Regions from separate parts of the Homo sapiens genome. Here region 2 is linked to region 1. Evidence: chromatin loops called from intact Hi-C (ENCODE). Cell type or tissue: natural killer cell. All regions are shown on one strand. Each heading gives the region's core, and the rest is flanking DNA. Links, peaks and the distances in the headings are about the cores only. Region 1 overlaps CDH13 (cadherin 13). Region 2 overlaps CDH13 (cadherin 13).

Region 1 (8,663 bases), core at 1-8,000:
GCTTGGTTAAATAAGGAACGACCTCTCGTTATATATCTTCTATCCTGATTGATTGCATCAGAAAAGCCATTCATCTGGTTTGAAGATAGACAGGTGGTTGCTGTCACTGCACCAGCAGCTTTTGAAGTTTGCTCAGTGATATGATTACAGCCCATACTTAAGCTTCTGCTCCAGGAAGTGAGATTGACCTTTGATCCTACTCCTCATTTAAAAATTACAGATCTTGGAAAATGAACCAATCTAGAAAGATATTGGAAGCTGCTGCTGCTGCTGCTGCTGCTGCTGCTGAGGTTGGCTGTCAAACCAACTTAACTGGCCTGCATTACCTAGAATTGTTTTTTTTTTTTTTTTTCTGGTTAAAACCAATGACCTTTAAAGCCTTTTTATTTTTCCTCTGACAATCTCTAGTGGACCTATGGTCTTTTGTGAGTTCTGATGGGAATCCCAGAATCTTTCTGTAACTGTGGGTTCCAATGAGAGAGGCACATTTAACAAAGACCAGAAGAAAATCAAAACTGTTGCTCAAACTGACAGTGTATGTTCTTCATCCCACTCCTTCATTAGCTCATTCATTCATTGATTCGTTCATTCATGTGCTGGCTCTTTGTAGAAGTTGGGGGTAAACAGGCGACCAAAAGGTAGTCCGTGACCCCAGGATGTTGTAATTCAGAAGGGTAAACAGACAAGGCAGTCAACATTGTCCATTCAGTGTGAATGAGCTTGGGAGTACAACCACTTTGGAAACCCATTTTGTTAATTTACCTTTGATAGATACTTATTGAACGGTTTTTCCAAGTGTCTGTGAAGAAGACATGGTGGTGGTAGGGGGTGGGTGGATGGTTTCTGAGGACCTGATAATGTTTCTCCTTGATTTTAGTGCCAGTTACGTGGCAACTCATGGAAAACATTGAGCTGAATACTTGGGCTTTTGCACCTTTTTGTAGTGCCTTAGTGTATTTTACACAAAAAAATAAATAAAAGTATGCTCAGCCTCAGGTGTGTTGGAAATACAGAGGAGAGACCAGCCCAACTTTGGAGGAGAACAGAGAGAGGGACCCAGGAAGGCCTTCTGGGGAATATATTTGACTTGGGCCCTGAAGGAGCAACAGAAATTAGGCACTGAGTAAAATGGGACTGGATGTACCTGCACAAAGCCAGCAGCAGAAGAAAAGACATGGAGTGGAGGGAGCTGGCAGTTCATGCTTGGGGGAAGCTGAGAGTTGCTTGTGGGGCTGGAGGCCAAGGTGCAGGGCTGCAGGGGTAGGAGGGAGCAGCCAGGGAGGGGGTGGATTGGTTAAGAAACACGATGTGCATGTCATGTTGAGAAACTTGGATTTCACCCTGGAGGCGCAGGAACTAGGGGGGATTTTTCAGCAGCAGTGACAGACGCTCTTAAATCTGGGTTTTCCAATGATCAGCATGCTTGTGCCTGCACCGGGGCGCAGGATGGGAGACAGATGCCTTTTGCAGTAGTTCCGGAGAAGAAGACTGAAGACCACATTCAAGGCCCTGAGAGAGAAGAGAAGGGGACAGATACCACAGAGATCATGAGATATAGCACAACAGATAAGACTTGCTAATTAACTGTACGGGGTTACAGGGAGGGACAGGGAGAAATCAGGTTTCTTCCAGCCCAGCTTCTGGTTGGAATCACTCAGGCAGAGACACATGGGCCTGAGAGAGGATTCCCCTTATGACATAAAGCCGCAAAAATTCTCATTAGTCATTGCAAAAACATCTATTTCCGGCCTACACTGCACCAGCCAGTGGGGGAGGTCCTGAGAGATAGAGAAAGGATGAATTCTTGCCCTTAGAGAGTCACCTAGAGATTCTGGGGAGACAGCAGGTCCGAGTCTCTCTGCCTGAAACCTCTGGACAGTGTCTTTGGCTGACACTTACATGGTGGTCTTGGTTTCTTATTCAAGGTCGGTTTCCCAACTCTCATAGCATCAGCTTTAGGGCATCCCCAAATCTCTTGCAGAAGAGATGGTTCTTTCCCCTTGAGTTGTTTTGAGCCAAGCATATAACATTGTGTGAATGTTTGAAAACTTCTCTTGGTTCTCAGAATGCAATTCTGACAGTGCTGAAGGCTGCCAATTAAATGAAGATTTAGATAAAGGCTGTGTGGGAGGTGGAATGCAATATTCTTAAACCTAATAATGGCTTCCTTCTGTCTTTTTGAAGCTCTCAAATAATCCTGATTGACTGACTCTCTGCTTTGGGCATTCCCATTTTCTGGACAATTTAATACCATTTAAAATGTTTGACAACTTTTATTTGGGGGCAGACATCCTTAGGGGATGGGGCCGTGGGCAAAGATACAAATGCTGTACCATCAAAGGAACCATGGATTTAAATAAGGATTTTTTTTTTTTTCATATTCAGAAGAGGTGGGTACAGAAAGGATGAGGGCAGCTTCTCAGGTTATAGTATTAACCACGTGAAGCAGCTAACAAAGGTATGTGCCTGGCCTTGTGCTAAAGGCTTTCCTCGTATCAGTTCTTTCATCCCTCCCAACACTACTGAGGTAGATGGAGTGACTAGATCCATTATACAGGCAAAGTAGCTGAGGCCCACAGCCATAGCAAATAAACTGTGGAGCTGGTGGTCCCAGATTTCATGCTTTTAGTCATTCTCTTGGCTCTGGGGTACAGGTAAGCTTCCAGAACTGGAGGATGGAGTCCAAAAGAAACTCAAGATAATTTCCCTGCCTTTCCCATTGTATCAGGGGATTCATCTGTTCATACATTCATTCATTTTCCCAACACATTTACTGAATGCCCGCAAGCACCAGGAAAATAGCAATGGGCACAACCAGGTTCCTATCTTCATGGAGCTATTGCTTTATTGGCAGAGGCAAACAGTAAAGAAAATTCATTAGTAATCAGTGTTGCAATCAATGAGCCGGTCAATCAAGCACCATAAAAGGGTAAAGTGTGACGAAGGTGCTCCTTGTGATAGGGGTTGGGGGTGAGGGGAGGTGTCCTGGAGAGGAGACATTTCAACTGAGATCTCTCTGAAGTAGATGAGATGGCCATGTGGATCTCAAAAGGAAAGTGTATGCCAGGAAGAGCAAAAAGCAAGTGCAAAGTCCTAAAGCAGGAAATAGTGAGGCTACCGCAGTGTCGGGTCCAAGAGTAGGAGATGAGATCAGGGAGGCAGATTAGGCTGCAGGGAGGGTGTGCGTGTGATGCTGAGAGTGATGGGAAACCACTGGTGGGGTTGGGGGAGGGCAAGGCAGTGACATCATTTGTTTTTATGTGCAGCAGAGGAAGCCAAAGCAATTCAGAAGAAGCCTACAGAAGCTTACCTCCTCCACAGGCTATTTTTTTCTTGTTTACATTTGTTAATTTTACATATATATTAACTCAGTCCTCACAACCACCAAATGAAATAGGCATTGCCCTTATTATCATTCTTTCCCATTTTAACAATGGGGAAACTGAAGCTTAGAGTAGGCAAGGTCGCCCAGATAGGAAGCAATGCCTTCGGGTCATGGCTCACTACTCAAGTGCCTGAAATTTCAGCTAGCCTTTAGTGGGCACCTGCTATGTGCCAGGATCTGTATGAGGTTTGGCACCACCTAGACAGCCCCTTGAACCAGTGGCATGTCTCAGGACAGTGTGAGAGACAGAAACTTCAGCTGAGAGTTACCGTGCAAGGCAGAAAATGCTGGTCTAGCAAAAGGAACTCTGATTTCGATTTGGAAGTACAGAGAAAGAGCATCTGCCTTGGACAGAGTTATCAGTGAAAAGATGACATATGAGCTGAGACTGAAAATCATGTTGAAGATAGTCAAACAAAAGCTGGCAGTGTGGGAGTGGGGGCTTCAAGCAGAGAATCAGTGGTTCAAAGGCACAGGGTAGAAGGAGAATGGCAGCTGGCTCAGTGTGGCTGGAGAAAGAGGCTGGAGTGCACCTGGTTGCATTTGAATGGTGTGCGTGTGTGTGTGTGTGTGTGTGTGTTAATGATGGTGATGAGATGAGGGGCTAGAGAGGAAGACAGGTTGGCACCTGGTAGCATTTTTTAAAAAGCAAGTAAACCTTATTTTTTAGAGCAGGTTTAAGTTCACAGCAAAATTTGGTGGAAGGTACAGAAGTTTCCCAAGTACCTCCTATCCCCACAAATGCACAGCCTTGTCCCACTATCAACATCCCACATCAGAATGGTACATTTGTTACAGTCAATGACTCTACATTGACACATCATTATCACTCAAAGTTCACAGTTTACATGAGGGTTCACTCTTGGTGCTGTACGGTGTATGGTGGATACATGACAAATGTGTAAATTCATGTATCCACCATTATGATATCACACAGAATAGTTGTACAGCCCTAAAATACTTGCTCTGCCTATTTGCCTACCCACTCCCTTCTCCCTAACCCCTGGCAATCCACCGATCTTTCTTCTATTTCCATAGCTTTGCCTTTCCCAGAATGTCATATGGTTGGAATAATATAGTATGTAGCCTTTTCAAATTAGCTTCCTTCACTTGGTAACATGCATTGAAGTTTCCTCCATGTTTTCTTATGGTTTGGTAGCTCTTTTTTTTTTTTTTTTTTAGCATTGAATAATATTTCATTGTCTGGATGTATCACAGTTTATCCATTGACCTACTTAAGGATATCTTGGTTGCTTCTAAGTTTTGGTGATTACAAATAAAGCTGCTATAAACATTTGTGTTTCCTCATATAGATCTTGTATATATACAGTAGTTCCCCAGTTTTCATGGGGAATAAGTTCCCAGACACCCAATGGATGCCTGAAACTATGGATTGTACCAAGCCCTACATACATTATGTTTTTTTCCTGTACATACCTGTGATAAAGTTTAATTTATAAATGAGGCACAGTAAGAGATGAACAACAATTGCTCCATAAAATGGAACAATTATGACAATATGTTGTAATAAAAGTTACATGCATGTGGGCTGTCTCTCTCAAAATCTGTTGTAGCGCACTCACCCTTCTCTTTTAATCTGTCAGTCTGATAACCAAGATGGTTACTGAGTGACTAATGGATGATGGGTAAGATAGACAGGATGGATACACTGAAGAAAATGATAATTCACATTCCCGGCAGGATGGAGTGGGATGACAGAAGATTTCATCATGCAACTCAGAACAGCATGTAATTTAAAACTTATGAATTATTTTTGGAATTTTTCTATTTAATATTTTCAGACTGTGATTGACCACAGTTGAGTAAAACTGTAGAAAGCAAACCTTGGAGAAAGAGAGACTACTGTATTTTGTACATTTCATGTACACAGTTTGCTAGATTTATATGTAAATATTCCAATTTGGGGAGGGTAATGTAAATTGTATTGTGTTTTAAATTCCTGATTTCATTCATTCATTGCTGGTACATAGGAAAGTGATTGGCTTTTTTACATTAACCTCGTATCTTGTAATCTTGGCATAATTACTTATTCTTGGAGTTTGTCAATTTTTTTGGATTTCTTACATAGATAATCATTTTATCTGCAAACTAAGTTTTGTTTCTTACTTTCCAATCACTATACCTTTGTTTTCTTTTCTTATCTTACTGCATTAGCTAGGACTTCCAGGACGATGTTGAAAAACAATGGTAAGAGGGCACATCCTTGCCTTGCTACTGATCTTATCAGGAAAGCTAGTTTCCTACCATGAAGTGTGATGTTAGTTGTAGGCTTTTTGTAGTTGTTCTTTATTAAGTTGAAGAAGTTTCTGTCTGTTACTAGTTTGTTGAGAGTTATTATGAGTATTGATTTTGCCAAGTGCTTTTTCTGCATCTATTGATATGTGCATGTGATATCTATTGATATGTGCATATGAGCCTCCTGGTCATCATCCCAGGCTTAGCTCACAAAAGTTGTGAGCAGGGAGGCCACCAGGAATGTGGGGCAGGTATTATGCTTCCCATTTTACAGAAAGTAATGCCAGAAGAAAACAGTGCACAGTTACTGCTGGTTCCCAATAGTTGATTTGACTCCTTTAAAGATTTAGCTGTCCCATTTATGTGCTGGATAACATCAATTGATTCTTAAATGTTCAACAAGCCTTGCATACCTGTGATAAATCCCATCATGGTTACATTTTAATATACTTACTTTTCTTCATACCTGTCTCAAGAGAGAAAGTAGCTCAGTGGTTAAGACTGGAGTCAGGCTGCCTGGGTATAAATTGCACCTCCGTTGCTTATTAGCTGTATGAACTTGGGCAAGATATTTAATCTCTCTGTGCCTCAGTTTTCACATCTGTAAAATTATGTCAAATAGTACTGATCTCCAAGGGTGGTTGCGTGGGTTAAATTATACCTAAAGAACTTAGCACCCCACTCAGCACATGGTGGCTGCCATGATGGTTTGCCGTGACCTCTCTTCATTTGAATGTGTGCCCAGTGTCTTGTTTCTCTCTGTATTCTCAGTGCCTGGTACAAAGTCGATAGATTTTAAAAGCCCATAGAAGAAAACATACATTTTTCCCTGTTTGTGGGTATGTATGGAAGATTCTGTAACTTTGACTAGACACTTGATATTCAGATAAAATAGCCCTAAAGAAGGTTCTCAAGGGGGTGGATTTTCTCAGACTATTGTGAGCATAGTTCCTAAAGCTGACTCTATGTCTTGTGCTGACTCTAATCCCCTCCTGGCCATCATCCCAGGCTTAGCTCACAAAAGCTGTGAGCAGGGAGGCCACCAGGGATGTGGGGCAGGTAATATGCTTCCCATTATACAGAAAGTAATGCCAGAAGAAAACAGTGCACAGTTGCTGCTGGTTCCCAATAGTTGATTTGACTCCTTTAAAGATTTAGCACCTGAGTTAGAATCCGGATGGCAGAACTTCTCTATTGGAACCTAGTCCCACTATTCCTCTCTCCCTTCATTCAACACTGGGTTTAGAATGCTTGCCAGCAGCATTGTGGAAATTACCTCAAAGGTAGAAACACGTAACTCATAAGCACACATGAATAGGTATAGGTCATAATCCTGGAAAGACGGCCTTGCCATTGAGAGGGGAATAGCAGGAGCAAGGCTACGGAAGCACGGGACTCTGGTTGAGTCTAGGCACTGTCTGCATGTACTTGGCACATTCCTTAAAAATGGCAGCAAGCAGTCCATTCTCAAATGGAAATTGGAACAAAAAATAACGTAAAACCATAAATAACAGAAAAGAATATATACTCAAACATGTATAATCCATATGCATGAACATAACTCCCCTATTGGGAATTTCTCATAAAGAATCCCCCCAAAATATAATACCACGTCCACAAGAACCCACCCACAGGCCAGGTACTGTGCGAGGCACTGGAATACAATGGGGGTAACATGGACTAGGAGACTCATGAAAACGTCATGACAAACACCTGGGAAATTCTGAACGTTAAATAGTAGGGAAGGGTTTCTCCACCATGGCATGGTGGCCACTTTGGGCAGGAAGATTGTGGTGAGGCTATCCTGTGCATGGCAGGATGTCCAGAAGCATCCCTGGCCTCTACCCACTAGAGGCCATTGGAAGCCCCATCCTCACTGTGAAATCCAAAAATGTCTCCAGACATTGTCAAGTGTCTCCTGGAGGGAAAGGGGGGAAAGTGACTCCCCATTGAGAACCACTGCTTTAGGGGAATACTTAAGAAGTTGAGGCATATCTGCTCACTGGAAAATGGAAATGAGCTAATTTGGAGGCTTAAAACAGCAGCACTGGGAAAATGACATAAATTTTAAAAAGCAGAAAGTAATACTGCATTTATTCTGTGGTTTGGCTGAGGTTTTGGGTTTCAGAGGAAGCTGCTGAGAAAAGAGAGGGAGGGAAAATGTGACCCAGAAATCACGGGAACCAGGGAATCTCAACAAATTGAGTATCTTGGTTTGTGTAAGATTAGGAACCTGGAGATAAATATGGGTCAGGCAGATGCAAGTAAAATGATCACACGTGGGGAGCATGGAAATTGGGTCTTAAAAGTGAGTTAAGTCAAGGGTGGTATTTAAAATATGTCATATGTAAATATGACAGAGAAACCACCAATCAAAACAGCCATCTGCTGAAACCACCCACTATGGGCGTTCCTGTGCCTGCCGGGGCGTGCGGGGAAACCCAAGAGGGAGCACCAGTTGGTGAACGTCAGTCAATCCACAAACCATCTAACAGAGGCACAGGGATTAAATTCAGAGCAAGACCTGGCAAAACAGAAACAGCCCGAGGCCAGAGATGAAGTGAAAGAAAGATGACAACCTAGGGCCCAGGAGGGAAGCTTCCAGAAGGTTGAGTTATATTTAAGCCCTTTCACTGTATACCTGGGACCAAAGACCCTAGAGCAGCTTCAGACATAAATTATGTATATACATGAACAAAGACAGAAAGGGAGCAAAGAAAAATGAAAACAGCTTGATTTGTAGGGCTTTCAGCATGGCGGGTGGTTTTCTTTCCCCCCTCGTTTTATTTAGACGTCTGCTGCTGCTGCTTCAATTTTGTTCCGGCAATACAAGTAAAATATATGTGGATGTTAACAAAGATGTAAAGAGCCTTTTGAAGTATATAACTGATTATAATTTAACATTCATTAAGTTTCTTTTATCAAAAAAAAAAAACTATTAAGTTCATTGAAGAAGTCATAAAAACAAACCAAACACCCACCACCTTCTCCCCTCCTGGGGACATGGCAGTGGCCACTTCAA
Region 2 (9,611 bases), core at 928-8,927, 280 kb after region 1:
CTCAAGATCAGGTACATAAACTTTACTGAAAAAATGTGTTTTTTCTCATGGGACGTATTTACTTGAGGAAGTATTTAATCCCTTAGCATAGACCTTTAGGTTTTCAATGAAAATATGATGAGTTGAAACATTTGATATGCTGATGGCATTCTGACTGATACTTTTCATAACAAATTCAGAAGTGAAAAATAATTTGGTATGCTGAAATGGTGGCCTAAAGTGTGAACGATTAACTTAATAGGAACAAATGTAAGATTCCGTACTTGATTCTAAACAATGAACTTTACTAGTAGAGAAGTTGACTAGTAGAGAATGAAGTTTACTAGTAGAGAAATTGGGAAGCCATGATTTAGTAGAGGCATAAATGAAAGCAAGGGTTAGCATTTTAATTTAATTTTAATATCAGTATATTGACTTACCAATTTCATATTTTTTTATATTTTTATGACATATCTTTGAGAAAGGGGTTTGCATGAATCTTTAGGAAGGCTGAATCAAATGATTCAGGGTTGGGGGAGTGATATTGGCAGTTACATGTTGTATTAGTCCATTCTCATGCAGCCATGAAGACATACTTCAGACTGGGTCATTTATAAAGAAAAGAGGTTTTAATTGATTCATGGTTTTGCATGGCTGGTGAGGCCTCAGGAAAGTTACAGTATGGCCGAAGGGGAAGCAAATATGTCCTTCACATGGCAGCAGGAGAGAGAAGTGCAGAGCAAAGGGGAGAAAAGCCCCCTATAAAACTATCAGATTTTGGGAGAACTCATTCACTATCATGAGAACAGCATGGGGAGACTGCCCTCATGATCCAATCACCACTCATGAGGTCCCTCCCCCAACACGTGGGGATTACAATTCAGATTACCATTCAAGATGAGATTTGGGTGGGGACACAGAACCAGACCATAGCATTCTGCCACTTGCCCCTCTCAAATCTCATGTTTCTCACATTTCAAAACAAAATTATGCCTTCCCAACAGTTTCCCAAAGTCGTAACTCATTTTGGCATTAACCCAAAAGTCCAAGTCCATAGTCTGATTTGAGACAAGGCAAGTCCCTTCCACCTATGAGCCTGTAAAATCAAAAGCAAGTTAGGTACTTCCTAGATACAATGGAGATACAGGCATTGGGTAAATATGCTCATTCCAAATGGGAAAAACTGGCCAAAACATAGGGGCTACAGGATCCGGGCAAGTCTGAAATCCAACAAGGCAGTAATTAACTCTTAAAGCTCCAAAATAATCTCCTTTGACTCTGTGTCTCACATCCAGGTCACATTGATGCAGGAAGTGTGTTCCCATGGCCTTGGGCAGCTTTGTCCCTGTGGCTTTGCAGGGTACAGCCCTCCTCCTGGCTGCTTTCATGGGCTGGCAGCGTCTATGACTTTTCCAGGTGCTCTGTGCAAGCTGTCCATGGATCTACCATCCTGGGGTCTGGAGGACAGTGGCCCTTTTCTCACAGCTCAACTAGGCAGTGCCCCAGTGGGGACTATGTGTGGTGGCTCTGATCCCACATTCCCCTTCTGCACTTCCCTAGCAGAGGTTCTGCATGAGGGCTCTGCCCCTGCAGCAGACTTCTGCCTGGACATCCAGGCATTTCCATACATCTTCTGAAGTCTAGGCAGATGTTCCCAAACTCCAATTCTTGATTTCTGTGCATCTGCAGGCTCAACACCACATGGAAGCTGCCAAGGCTCGAGGCTTGCACCCTCTGAAGCCACAGTCTGAGCTGTACCTTGGCCCCTTTTATCCATGGCTGGAGAAGCTGGGACACAGAGCACTAAGTCCTTAGGCTGCACACAGCTGGGGGGCCCTGGCTCCAGCCCACAAAACCATTTTTTCCATCTAGGCCTCAGGGCCTGTGATGGCAGGGGCTACCATGAAGATCTGTGACATGCCCTGCAATTTCCCCATTGTCTTGGTGATTAACATTTAGCTCCTTGTTACTTATGCAAATTTCTGCAGCAGGCTTGAATTTCTCCCCAGAACATGGGTTTTTCTTTTCTATTGCATTGTCAGGTTGCAAATTTTCCAAACTTATATGCTCTGCTTCCTCTTGCAAGCTTTGCTGCTTAGAAATTTCTTCCACCAGATACCCTACATCATCTCTCTCAGGTTTAAGTTCCACAGATCTCTAGGGCAAGGGCAAGGGCAAAATGCCATCAGTCTCTTTGCTAAAGCATAGCAAGAGTGACCTTTGCTTCAGTTCTCAACAAGTTCCTCATCTCTGTCTGAGATCACCTCAGCCTGGACTTCATTGTCCATATCACCATCAGCATTTTGGTCAAAGCCATTCAACAAGTATCTAGTAAGTTCCAAACTTTACCACATTTTCCTGTGTTCTTCTGAGTCCTCCAAACTGTTCCAACCTCTGCCTGTTACACAGTTCCAAAGTCACTTCCACATTTTTGGGTATCCTTACGGCAGCACCCCGCTCCCTCGGTACCAATTTGCTTTATTAGTCTATTCTCACACTGCTACAAAGACATACCTGAGACTGGGTGATTTATAAAGTAAAGTGGTTTAATTGACTCACAGTTTTGCAGGGTTGGGGAGGCCTCATGAACTTACAATGATGGTGGATGGGGAAGCAAATACGTTCATCTTCACATGGCAGCAAGATGGAGAAGTGCAGAGTGAAGGGAGAGACAGCTCCTTATAAAGCCATTAGATCCCATGAGAACTCACTCACTATCATGAGAACAGCATGAGGGGAAGGCTCCCATGACCTAATCACCTCCCATGAGGTCCCTCCCCCAACACGTGGGGATTATGATTTGGATTACAATTCAAGATGAGATTTGGGTGGGGACATAAAGCCAGACCGTATGACATGGTGAAATAGTTACAACTGTTTTCATGAAGCTTTTTTGGTCTCAAGATCTGTGTGCTATTTGAATAAATGAGATGCAGCTGGTTTCCAACGTGTTTTCCTAGCATTGGGGTTTAAAGAAAAAAGTAAAAAGGACCTACCTTGGAAATCATTTCAGAAAACTGATTCTTAAGCAGTGATTCTCGAACTTGAGTGTATATCAGAATCACGTATAGCAGGGGTCCCCAACCTCTGGGCTATGGACCACAGCAGGAGAGTCAGCAATAACCCCCTGAGCTCCACCTCCTGTCAGATTGGTAGTGTCATTAGAGTCTCATAGAAAGTGGCTATGTTGCCTGGGGTATATACCCTGGGGTTTCTTGTTGTGTACCAGGAAAATTTAGGTCATGGACACACACGAGGAGTTTAGGAGTGGAGGTTTAACACGTAGAAGAGAAGAGAAAGAGAAACAGCTTCCTCTATAGAGGAAGTGGTCTTGGAGCAGAAAAAGACCAGCGGGTGGCAGCTGTGCTGAATTTTATAGTCAGGTTTAAAGAGGCAGTGTCTGATTTGCATAGTGCTCACCCATTGGTTCTGTCAGGTATGATGTTTACACAGGGCATGGGCAAGGCTGGTCACCCCACCCTAATCTTATGCAAATGGGCTTTCCAGTTGATTGGCACCATCTTGTCTGCTTCTTACTGTACATGTGGCTGGCAGAGAAAGGAAGACGGAGCTGCCATCTTGAACATGTCTAGTCCTTAGTTCCTGCCAGCATTCACCTGTGCAAGTCTCCAGCTTGCTTGTCTATGTCTGCAGCTCAACTTTACATTTTCTTTGTTAGAAAATTATTTGGGGTTGCTTTTTATTAAAAAGAAAAGCCTTACCAAGGATTCCCATGCCCTTACCATCTGCCTGTGTAATTTCTTCTTAACTCCTGTATCATCAGGAACGTGAACCCTATTGTGAATTGTACATGCCAGGGATCTAGATTGTGTGCTCCTTATGAGAATGTAATGCCTGATGATCTGAGGTAGAACAGTTTCAACCCGAATCCACCCCACCCACCAACTTTCCCCATCCCATGAAAAAATTAGCTTCCACAAAACTGGTCCTTGGTGCTGAAAAGGTTGGAAGACTGCTGATCTATAGGGTTTATTAAAACAGTAGGCCCCCCACCTTCAGCATTTTTAACTCAGAAGTTCAGGGATGAGGACTGAGAATTTGCATTTCTAACTAGTCCCCCGAGTGGTGATGCTACTTTAGATCGTAACGTTCATATTGAAACATTTGTCCTACCTACGGATGCCAATGACCAAGGCATATGTTGGACGAGCACTGTGAGAATAGGTAGAATCAACTCTACTTGAGTGCATTGCCCACACAACTGCTTAGTCTTGTGTGCGTTTAGGGAAAGAACAGGTGGGGAGTGGGGGAGGTACACTTCGCCCAACCATTTGCTTGTAGATCTTCATGGACTCCTCCCAGAGTTCACCTTTGAAGACTAAGGTATGGTAGTGCCAAGAGTGGAGATACTCCTTTATCAGGGCCTCTGGGGTCATGGTCCTGGGCTGTGACCTCAGCACGACATCAGCACAACCAAAACAAACCACAGGCTGGTGTTTAGGTTCTTGTCAAGACCTCATGCATCATTAAACAGAGGGCAACTGCAGAGCTCTCCATTCTGTTTTAAGAAAATAGAAATAGTAACTAGCATTAAACTAAACCCACAAACGCCTGTTCCCTCTTGATAGGGTGGTCACGCTACTGCTGCATTGTTTTGCTTTTTCTTTTTTTTCTGATGCAGCTATAGTACAAGCCGTGACTCATGCTAGGTGCTAGCCTCACAGATATACATAAACATTCACAATCAGGTTTCCAAAGCTGTTTCCTTACTTCCCTTTGTTGCTATTTTACTTTTCATTGGAGGTTGGGCGAGGCAATCTTTAAATGAAGCTATTTTTTCTTTGTCTCTCTGTCCCTCTGTGTCTCTCTCTGTGTCTCACACACATACACATGCACACACACACACACACAGACACACACACACACACACACACAGTCTAGCTGAATCACGAATTCCGTGAGAACAGAGTCAGCATTTGTATATTTTCTCAGAGATCTATTCCTAACCTTAATGCCATACCTAGCACATAGCAGACACACAAAATTTGTGACTGACTGAATGAATAAACATGTATATTATTGCAAGCCAGTTGCAAACAGATATATTGTTGCAAACAGAAGGTTACCTGTTGATCCTTCCTATGTTATCTCTGAACTGCAGGAACTTCATTTTTTCTATGAACCAAATGTAGGTCATCATGAATCAAGCGTCCATAATATCTGTTTGTCCACATATAACCTATTTTATAGCAGAGCTTATATTCTGATGATTTGTAGATTTAATGTTGTTTATTCATCATATCTATCACATTTGTTTTTTAAATATTTCTAAACAGCTGATTAAAGTACAATTGGATGGAGGTAAAAATATTTTTAAAGACGTATAATATAAAAGGACAGTAATTGGATATAGTTATTCAAATGTAACACTTAATTTACTTTGAGTTTTTACTTAACCCTGTAACAATGGAATTGTGTTAGCTTACATAATTTTCATTGTTTAATTGAAAGAAGAAGAAAAAGAAAAAGCAGCTGCAACAGCGGTAGCAACAACACGCCAAAAAACGGAAAGATAATACTTTTTCCACTTGGCATTTATTTCTGGGAAGAATGTATCTTAAGAGCCTTTACTGAAAAGGGCATTGAGTTACACAGGCAATAGCTTTTTCAACAGCTATTTTTCCAGAGGTGTAAAAACAGCCTTTGCCTGGTTACATTGTATATCTTACCTCAGTAAAGACATGAAAAGGAATCGTGATAAGGTGAATGCACTCCTACAGAGCGCTAAGCTTCCTGGCGATTTGACTTGATTCGGGAATAGAACTCAGTAAACTGAGCAGATTAAATGATCAATGTTTCTTTTAGATTAGCCCTCTCAAATATCAATGGTCTCTGCCAGCCTTAGATGAGATAATGAGGTAATTTCAATACTGAGCTTTTGACAGAGTGTCTGAAGTGTAAAGAGTCTGTGGTATTAGAAACATGTCTCAGCATGGCACTGCCCAGCATCAGCAGGGGCCTTCTGAGAGGCCACCGTTGTCCAGAGTCTAAGACACTGGTCCAGTGGGGACACATGAGATGACATGGGTTTGTGTGTGTCTTAATTGCAGTCCTCGAGAAGAGACAAGGATGTGAGTGTGTATAGTTTATTTAAAAGGTGCAGGAAGCATCAGTACTGCACACAAGACAAGGAAAAAGAAAGGAGAGTCAACGTAGGGTGCAGTATTAAGCTATGGTAGGCAACTAAAGTTTAATCCTGTAAGAAAACTCTGGAAGTAATGTAGAAGACACACTTCAGAGTTATCCATCCTGAGGAGGGAGGGAGTTCCCTTCAGCTGGAGGTACTTATTTCAGTGCTCTTGGTTGAGGACTACTCCCAGAAAAAGGGTGTTGATTTGGGAACACTTCCAACCAGAGGGGCATCACACCTGCCACATACACAGGAAGATTCATCTTCTGTGGTTCTGGGAAAAGCCTTCAGGCACAGAACTGCACATCCTGCAATGGGAGGTTGTCTGGAGCACAGTGAAGTGGGGTGCAGTCTGAGGAATTTGGCAAGACACTGACAGCATCTCCTCTGGTGTGGAAAATGGCATTAGAAAGCAGTGGTCACAAGGCTGGGTGCAGTGGCTCACGCCTGCAATCCCAGACATTTCAGAGGCTGAGGCAGATGGATCACCTGAGCTCAGGGGTTTGAGATCAGCCTGGGCAACATGGTGAAACCCTGTTCTACTAGAAATACAAAAATTAGCCAGGTGTGCTGGTGTGCACCTGTAGTTCCAGCTACTCAATAGGCTGAGACAGAAGGAATGCTTGAGCCAGGGAGACGGAGGTTGCAGTGAGCTGAGATGGCACCATTGCACTCCAGCCTGGGTGACAGAGTAAGACCTTAGCTCAAAAAAAATTAAATAAAAGGGAGCAAGGGAGAGGGAGGGAGAGGGAGAGAGGGAGGGAGGGAGGGAGGGAAGGAGGGAGGCCTGTTGACAGAACAATGAATAATTACGCACATACCTAAAGCGAATACTCAGGTGAGATCCCCAAGTACACTCTTTCAAGTATGGGTTAGATATTCTAACTGAAGCAAATGTAAAAATTGAATGTTAACAGTGGGTCTCTTCTATTAGTGTGGTTGTTTGCTGTCTTCTCCAGAATGGATGTTTTTAAGAAGTCCTTTCTCCTCACCGGTTCCCACTAGCTGCAAAGGTTACCCTTACATCCTTGAATCTCTGGATTTTTTAAACCCATTTCTCTAATGCTGCTTATAATATTGTTGATAATATTTGTCACCCCTTGGCTTGTTCAAATATATTTCATTCCACTATAGGTATATTCGCACGTTTTCACGCTGCTGATAAAGACATGCCCTCGACTGGGTAATAAGGAAAAAGAGGTTTGATGGACTCACAGCCCTCACAATCATGGTGGAAGGTGAAGAGGAGCAAAATCGTGTCTCATGTGGCAGCAGACAGGAGAGAATGAGAACCAAATGAAAGGGGTTTCCCCTTATAAAACCATCAGATTTCATGAGACTTATTCACTACCATGAGAACAGTATGGGGGAAAGTGCCCCCATGATTCAATTATTTCCCACCAGGTCCCTCCCACAACGTGTGGGAATTATTAATTCAAGATGAGATTTGGGTTGGGGACGCAGCCAAACCATATCAGTAGGTCAAATGCAAAGCCTGAAATATGGAGAGGAAGACATCAGTATAAATCCTGGTTCCGTCACTTGAATACGTTGCCTTGAGCAAATTATTCCCTTGCAGAATCTCAGTTTTTCCACCTGTAAAATGGAGACGGCAAAAATTAACAGTCACCTCGGGGAGTAATTATGACACCAGAATGAGCTAATAAACATCACTGTTTTGCTCGGTGGTGAGGTTGAGTCCAAACCTTAGCAGTTATGATTGTGGTTGTTGCTGTTGTCCTTACTAATTACTCCATAGATTGATTTGAGTTTTGCAATCAGTTTGATGCCTTGTTCCATAGTTTCTTTTTTACTTCCAGATTTGGTTCAGGTAAAGTTGGCAAAGCAAGGAGAGCTGGATTCTTCTTACCTGCTTCACCTTAGCTGGTTCCTGCTTCATACATCTTTCAAGATGTTTGTAGAAAACTAATCAGCGTCTACGTTTGTTTTCTAATTTTCTTTTGCTCACACATACTGTGGCCACTTGATTACCAATCAGTGCTGTGTTGGCAGGCACATACAGGCCCTATTCCTACTAATCAGAGATGTGGGAAGCAAATGCTGGTGTTTAAAGGGAACCCTTATTTGAGCTCTTGTCCCATGACTCCTAATTGTTGTATTTCTCAAACTCAACCCAGCTGCAAGCTTTATTAGGGAAACATTTATTCAGATAAAAGCCTCAGTTATGAAAGAGGGGTAATTATTTTGCAAATGTGTTTGAATCACTGTATGCTGTAGTGCAACTCATCCCCAAATGGAGAAGGTGCACATTTGGGCTGAAATGTTGCTTTGTAGATGGACAATACAACAAGCATATGACGGGGAACTTCTGGCAAACGATAGGAAAATGGTCAAATGAAAAGACACCAGTAAAATGAGAGATTGGATGAAAAGTGATCAGGAAGCTCTGAAAGCTGACCAGAGTGAACAAAATGCCTAAATTCCGTTCATCCACATTCATTTATTTATTCATTCATTAACCATTGAATATTTTGGGGCTCCTATACATAGTTTGCTCTCAAAGAATTTTAGGTTTTAGTTGGGAGAGAGCAATGAAAATATGTTAACTGCATGCCAACTGGGATCTCCCATTCAGTGAAATCTAGATAGCGTTGGACCAAAACCCTGTTCTGTGCCTTGAGAATGCTCAGTGATATCCATGACATTTCTGGAATTTCACGGGGGTGGGTGCTCACCTACCAAAGGTCCCCTCCTAGCTCTAAGATCAGCTTCTGCTTATTTCGTTGTTTTGCTTCATCATCTTTACATTGCACAATCCACGTGTAGAAAATAGCCCTTCCCTTTCCTTTGTGCGCCAAAATTTACATAAAGCATTGTGTGGATAGCACACTTTATTGAAATTCTAGAAAGTTGTATTTGGAGATTGTATCAACTCCCAGTGGAATATTAAACACGGCTATTCTTAAATGTCCTCCAGGCACCAGGCACATTTTCTTTTGTTGCTTGTACCGAGCTCTCTATCTCTAACCACCTCCGAGTTTTCTTTTTCCATCCCTGTTCCCATCTCTCCTTCTCTTAATGTTCTGCCCAGTATATGGGGGCTATCACATGGCATGATTATTCTATATTCTTGCTCCCTCATTGAGTTCCAGTCTCAAGCACTTATATTCATACCCAGGAAGTTGTTCTCCAGAATATAACAGTTCTCTTCCATTTAAAAGAAACTTCCCTCAGTGGTAATTCAAGGAGTTCTTCATATATCCTGAATATAAGTCTGTCAGATGCATGAATTACAAGTCTCTTCCCTTTGTGTCTTGTCTTTCACTTTCTTAATGGTGTCGTTTGATAAACAGATGTTCTGTATTTTAATGAAGGCTAATTATTTATTTTTCCTATCAGGCTTATTGCTTCTTGTGTCCTGTTTAAGAAATATTTGCATACCCCAAGGTCACAGACATTCTCCACTAGGTTTTCTAAAAGCTTGCTTTTCGTAGGTTTCATGATTAATTTTCATCTTAAG

What was found. Hi-C counts contacts between places; a loop is a spot of excess contacts. Peaks named below come from ENCODE experiments on the same cell type or tissue, not always from the same donor. Only the 100,000 strongest peaks of a DNase experiment are listed, where the experiment ranks them.
Region 2: it touches region 1 in a loop (5-fold over the local background); 2 of 110 quality-filtered maps call a loop at or near these places.

What each region holds. Positions count from the first base shown.
Region 1 is chr16:82,652,372-82,661,034 of GRCh38, forward strand. All of the region lies in intron 1 of CDH13 (cadherin 13), which reads left to right. Among named protein-coding and RNA genes, the nearest start is that of CDH13, 30 kb to the left of the region's middle. RefSeq lists enhancers at 1,109-2,308, 1,229-1,728, 1,550-1,759, 1,810-1,859, 2,100-2,149 and silencers at 3,053-3,347, 3,282-3,331. In natural killer cell, for the core only: no CTCF peak of the experiment used is centred there; DNase peaks (open chromatin) are centred at 1,390, 1,690, 3,190 and 3,520; H3K27ac peaks cover 3,648 bases.
Region 2 is chr16:82,932,587-82,942,197 of GRCh38, forward strand. The region is part of intron 2 of CDH13 (cadherin 13); the gene reads left to right. Among named protein-coding and RNA genes, the nearest start is that of MIR8058, 250 kb to the left of the region's middle. In natural killer cell, for the core only: no CTCF peak of the experiment used is centred there; a DNase peak (open chromatin) is centred at 4,595; H3K27ac peaks cover 1,406 bases.